Linked DNA regions of Homo sapiens: region 1 is linked to region 2. The links are chromatin contacts, found by Hi-C or POLR2A ChIA-PET in ENCODE. All regions are on one chromosome and are shown on one strand. The core of a region is the stretch at or near the end of the contact, and the rest is flanking DNA. Distances in the headings are between cores, read along the strand shown. Region 1 holds the start of TBX5-AS1 (TBX5 antisense RNA 1). Region 2 has its middle 78 kb from the start of LINC02459.

What was found. Hi-C counts contacts between places; a loop is a spot of excess contacts on that map. ChIA-PET counts read pairs that join two places held with the same protein, here RNA polymerase II (POLR2A). Pooled maps may share reads with other maps.
Region 1: a pooled map shows a loop between it and region 2 (1.9-fold over the local background). The contact joins the promoter of TBX5-AS1 here to the enhancer-like site in region 2. A Hi-C loop is called at or near these places in 1 of 50 pooled maps. POLR2A ChIA-PET finds 5 or more read pairs at or near these places in 2 of 52 experiments (BJ and OCI-LY7).

The regions. Positions count from the first base shown.
Region 1 is chr12:114,406,765-114,409,464 of GRCh38, forward strand. It overlaps TBX5-AS1 (TBX5 antisense RNA 1), which reads left to right and starts at 1,431. Exons shown (of 3, transcript NR_038440.1): 1 at 1,431-1,521; 2 at 2,064-2,243. It also overlaps a transcript of TBX5 not described here. RefSeq lists an enhancer at 2,528-2,700.
Region 2 is chr12:114,318,234-114,320,933 of GRCh38, forward strand. No RefSeq gene overlaps it. Among named protein-coding and RNA genes, the nearest start is that of LINC02459, 78 kb to the left of the region's middle. Within about 2 kb of position 1,323, at least 2 of the 41 ENCODE cell types and tissues checked have a DNase peak (open chromatin) inside an H3K27ac peak, as active enhancers do.

The sequences.
Region 1 (2,700 bases), core at 181-2,680, 89 kb after region 2:
AAAATAATCAAACAGTCACTGGGGACTGGCTAGGGTTTTCATCTCCACTGGTCTCCTCTCCTTGCCCTTTCCCTCTCTGAGATGTATTTTTTTTTTTTAGGGTGAGTTGAAGAGGTCAATAAAAGCACAAACACAGTCAGTAGGTCTCAGTCTGAGCAGACCCAGATTGGGACACCGAATATTGGTGCTTGGAGTAAATGTCAGGAGTCCTGTTCTGTTTCCCATCCTTACCTCCTGTACCCCCATCATACTGATTTTTCTAGGGTTCTGATAAGAGACTTGGGCCTGCAAGTCAAGGTCTGGAGAAAGGGATGGAGGGAGGAGAAATGCCCCGAGGTCAGCAGCTGTGTAACCCTCTGTGACTGCTCTGCTAAAATCCCAGGCCAGGCCATTGCTGCAAAATGCCAAAGTGGAGAATCTCCAACCCTGAATGTGGGGCAACCGGGGAGAAAGCCAGCCCTCCTTTGCTATGGTGCTCACTCCACCTTCCAGGTTTGTTTGCAAACAGATATTTTCCCTTTGCCCAGGCGATGTATTTATTTGTGAAAACACCCTCACCCTCCAAGTCAGCTTGGAGGCCTTTAGGCTTGCTGGCAAGGCGACCCTAGGCCGAAGACACGAAAAACAAACATGGCATCGGAAGAAGGCTGAACCGCTACATCTCCAGTAGAGGGAAAGGGAAATCCAGAAAGACCTTCCCAATCCCTTTAAGTTCTCAGAGATTTGGGGATAAAATTAATTCCCATAAATAATCTTCAGGCCCCTCCAGAGAGGAAAAATCTGGACTCTCCCAGGTAATAGCCCAGCCAGATTTGCTTAGCTCATTGAGCACAGATGGTCTGGGCCACCAAGCAAAATAGGGATTTTCAAACCTTTCGAGAGAATCCATTCTTGCCAGGTGACACACGAAGCCATTCTTATTTCGTTCATGAGAAGTAGCAGCACAGCAAGAGAAGATTCAGCAAGACTAAGACGGGGTGAAAAGCCAAGGAGGGCCAAGTGCAAAGAGAAACCTATTTCCCCCCTCAGTCCTCCAGGGTGAAACTCACCTCCAACTATCCCACCTCTTCTTTGGAGCGCAAAAGCCAGGAGTGCGCCTCGCTGGAGAGCAGGGCTCAGGTGAAGACTTTGAAAAGGACCACCAAAAGAGACCTCTTTAGGCCAGGTCTTCTTCCAACGTCTGTCAAGAAGAGCACGTACCTCCCAGCTCAAGGTTGGTTTGTGGTCTCCGACAAATTAAATATTACTGTTTATTACCAGGCATACCCCAGTAAAATAAAGAGGCAACCAGGCGATAGCGACTATCTCACCAGCCGCTGCACCTATAGGACTTGGAGACGTCACGAGTCACGCAACCGGCCCGCGCGCTGTCACGTTTGGCTGGGGGGCAGCGGCGGGAGGTAAATTTCTCTCCGTCTTCGCCTATCAGTGCCGGGTCTGCGCAGCCACAGGTTCCGGACGTCTTGGCCCCGGGAATAAATAAAGACATAAACCAACCCGGCTTTCTCCGGAGGAATGAGGGTGATGAACATAAGACACAAATAGAGCCAAGATCGACTTTCTTAGGAAGGGGGAGAGGAGGGAACTCTTCACGAAGGGAGGTGGGAGTCCACCTCAGACCTCTATTGGAAGGAAATCGAGTTGTTCCGGGGGACTGAGGTCTCTTGCATAAGGCATGGGATCCTTATTATTATTATTATTATTTTTAAATCCCCCGCGGAGGAGCTCTGGGCAAATGAATACCGAGGCGCCGCTCTAGCTGGTTAGGCTTGGGATGCGATAACTCAGTGCCCTCTTGCAGACTTGCATAGAAATAATTACTGGGTTGTCGTGGAGGGGACACGAGACAGAGGGAGTTCTCCGTAATGTGCCTTGCGGAGAGAAAGGTCCAAGAATGCAATTCGTCCCAGAGTGGCCCGGCAGGGGCGGGGTGCGAGTGGGTGGTGGAGTAGGGGTGGGAGTGGAGAGAGGTGGTTTCTGTAGAGAATAATTATTGTACCAGGGCCCGCCGAGGCACGAGGCACTCTATTTTGTTTTGTAATCACGACGACTATTATTTTTAGTCTGATCAATGGGCACAATTTCTAAGCAGCGCAGTGGTGGATGCTCGCAAACTTTTGCGCACCGCTGGAAACCCACTAGGTTGAGTTGCAAAACGTACCGCGTAGACGCCCCTGGTGGCGCCGAGAGAAGAGCTAGGCCTGCCCAGCACAGAGCCGGAGAGCGTCGGGCCTTCCGGAAGGGTAAGTTCTCCGCCAAGGGGTCCCGAGGGAGCTGGACGTCTGAATCTGGACTTGCCCCCAGCTTCGGGGTTCGATTCTGGGTTTTGCGCGTCCCCAACCCCCAGGGCTTTCCGAAGCATGGCCTGGCTCCAGGCCCGGTCCTGTAAGGACTGGAACGGCAGCAAAATGTGCAGGGAGGCAGTCGGCCGGCAGAGCTGCGGCGGGAGCCAAGGTCAGGCCCGCGGGGAGAGCGGGCAGCTTCCAGCGCCGGCCACAAGCTCCCAGGCCAGCTGGGCCGCAGACCCCTTTGCTTCCAGAGAGCACAACCCGCGTCCTTTCTCTCAGCCAGGCTGCAGTGGCTGCCCCGAGCTTCGCTTTCGTTTCCCAAGCTGTTAATAACGATATGTCCCCAAATCCGAGGCTCGTGTTTGCTCCCAGATGCCAAGAACGCAACCCGAAATCCTTCTCCCAAACCCTA
Region 2 (2,700 bases), core at 73-2,572:
AGAAATCTAGTCTGATTTTGATGTCCCTTAATTTCACATTTCCTGTAGTTCTTCTGCCACATTAGCACTGTTTATTTTCTATGCAATGAAATGTTTTATGATGCTTCAGCCCAGCAGCTCACCTGTAAGCCCACAGCATTTATGTAAATACTTCTATTATTAATATTATATGAGCCTTGTTTCTAATTTATTACAAAATCCAAGGCTGTCATCTTGGGAGCTATGTCTCCTATAAGCAATTGCATTCAGAAATGAAACAAATGTGAATGTATAGATATAGTATACACCATTGGGAGTTCACCCATAAGCTCCCAGTGCATGCCATTCCTGTGCATGCTGATGGCTCCTAGTGCAGGCATCCACAGCTCTCCCTTTGAGGGCTTCTCCCGGAATCTCGCTCCCGAGGTAGACCAGCAGTTCTGGTGAGCTGACACTCCCAGGAACAGCCCTCAGACAATGACAGGCTGGGGTTGGAAGATATGTACTCTATCTTTTTATCCCTCAGGTAGGACAACTCCAAGGCACGTTCTGTATTGTGTCTCAGAGTTCCCCAGCAGGAATGAGCCTCAGTTACCCATAACAGTAACCTACTCATTAACACATGCTGTATGAACTTCTTGCCTTTCAAATTTCTCCACTCCCACTCCCTTACTGGTGCTTACTGGAATCACCTCCAAAAGCAAAACAAAATGAAATAAAAATTTATGAGCACTCAGATACTTGTTTTGGGGTTTACCTCTGAGGAAACACTACTAAGACGAGAGGTGACTCATTATTATTTTATTATTGATGAAAAGTAATTGGCATCCTCTACCTTGGTGGTAACTACTTGCATTCCTTTCATTTGTTTACTTCCAACAAGGTTTAACTTTTCAAGGAGGGATCCCACAGGCTCCAGTGAAGGCTTTGAATACTCTCAGAAGAAAAATGGACATTCGCATAAAATGCATCTCCCAGGACTCTTGTAGGCCCTAGATTGATTTATTCAATACAGAAAGACAGAGAGAAAGCTACAGGGAAGCCCTAACTGAGGCAAGAGATCCAGAGCTCCAGCTCTGGGGGAAAGTTCATAGACTACTGCTAAGCTAATAGCCTCTTCCATTTCTGGCTTAGCCAAGTTCAGGAACATCATCCTTCATAGCTCTAAAAACTAGACTAAGCAAAAGCCAGGCAAAAACTCATTGTCAGAAATTCTTCATTCTGTGCCTGGGAGTGCACTCTTGGTTGTTTAGGTTGCTTATCTGCTGGCCCTGTGTTCACCTCTTCAGTTCTCCGAAGCCTTCACCCTCCACGGCGTCACTACCGACTTCAAAGCCTTCTCCACCCTTGGAAGTGACTCGTGGATGTGTAGGTGGCAGGAGGAGGAGGGAGCCGCGAGCAGGACTCCAGCCTCTTGCCTTTTGGCAAAGAAGCGAGGGCTGCTGCAGAGGCCAGAATTAATTCCTCCTGCTAGCCAGAAGGCCAACACGTTGGGATGAGCCAAGCACGCACCCACACCCCCACAAAACCAGGCTTCCCTTTCCTCGGGGTAGATTTCTCCAGTCCACTTTCATTAGCCTGGCTCCACAATTTGATAGTGGGTGGAAAAATGGGCTTTGAAAGCAGCCAGCCAAGCTTGAATTGGAATCCAGGGCTCAGTGGAGAATGACTTCACTTTTCTAGGCCTTACTTTCCTCATCTGCAAAAGAGAATGTCAGTATCTCTTTTACCAAATTGTTTTAAGAATCAAGGAGAAAACTAAAAATCATGTGTCAATGAGAACACAGCACACAGTAGGTGCTTCATAACTGCCAACTTCGATTACTGTCATCGTTATTACTACTACGCCCAAAGGCCCTTGGCTGGTTTCCCTCACTAGCCTTAATTCCATTTCTCTGCTTTCCTCTCCTTTCTTTGCATGCTAGAGGACGTAATTCATCTTGCTCCCCTCCGAAATCCTGCCTCCCTTGCAATATTCTCCTGGGTTTTTTCAGAGCCGTGCTACCACCTGGAATTATCCCAGCGGCCTCTTTCAGAGGCAATAAGATCTTTCTTTGTGAAAAAGCCACAGCAAAAACCAGTTGAAGCATTTTAGATGTGGTCTGACCACTGCCCGTTCAGTTCACCCAGAACAATGTCTCCTCTATGGAGGCTGCGTCGTAAATATCTTACTTGCTTATCCTAGGCTAGGAAGTGGTCTCCGGGGCCAAGAGATTGCTTTCTTCTCGTTTATTTATGGGGAAGACTTTTAAAATCCCACTCTTTGGGTCTGTAAAGCCCATTACTGACACCGACAATGGCAAGGTTTCACTAAAGCAAGGTACCTATGGCTCAGTGCCTCAGTTTCCTCATCTGGAAATGTGTCATGACCTCCTGTTACTAATTATGATGCCTGGTAAGACTATTACTATCATAAATAACAGTATTAAGAGAAACACCAGTTCTCAGTTGCTGAGAGTTTACAATGTTGCAGACACTGTGCTAAGTGCTGTGTTTCATTCATACCTCCATTAATACAGGTCATCGTCATTATCGTCCTCATTTCTCAGATGAGGAAATTGAGCATCAGACAGGTTACATACACATAGGCAAGATTATATGGTAATAAGAGGCAGAGCCAGGATTTGAACCTAGGTCAATGGGATCCCAAAGCCCAAAGCCTAACCACTCCCAACAAACTCCCACTCGGTAACCATGCTACCATAGTTACCATAGAGAACC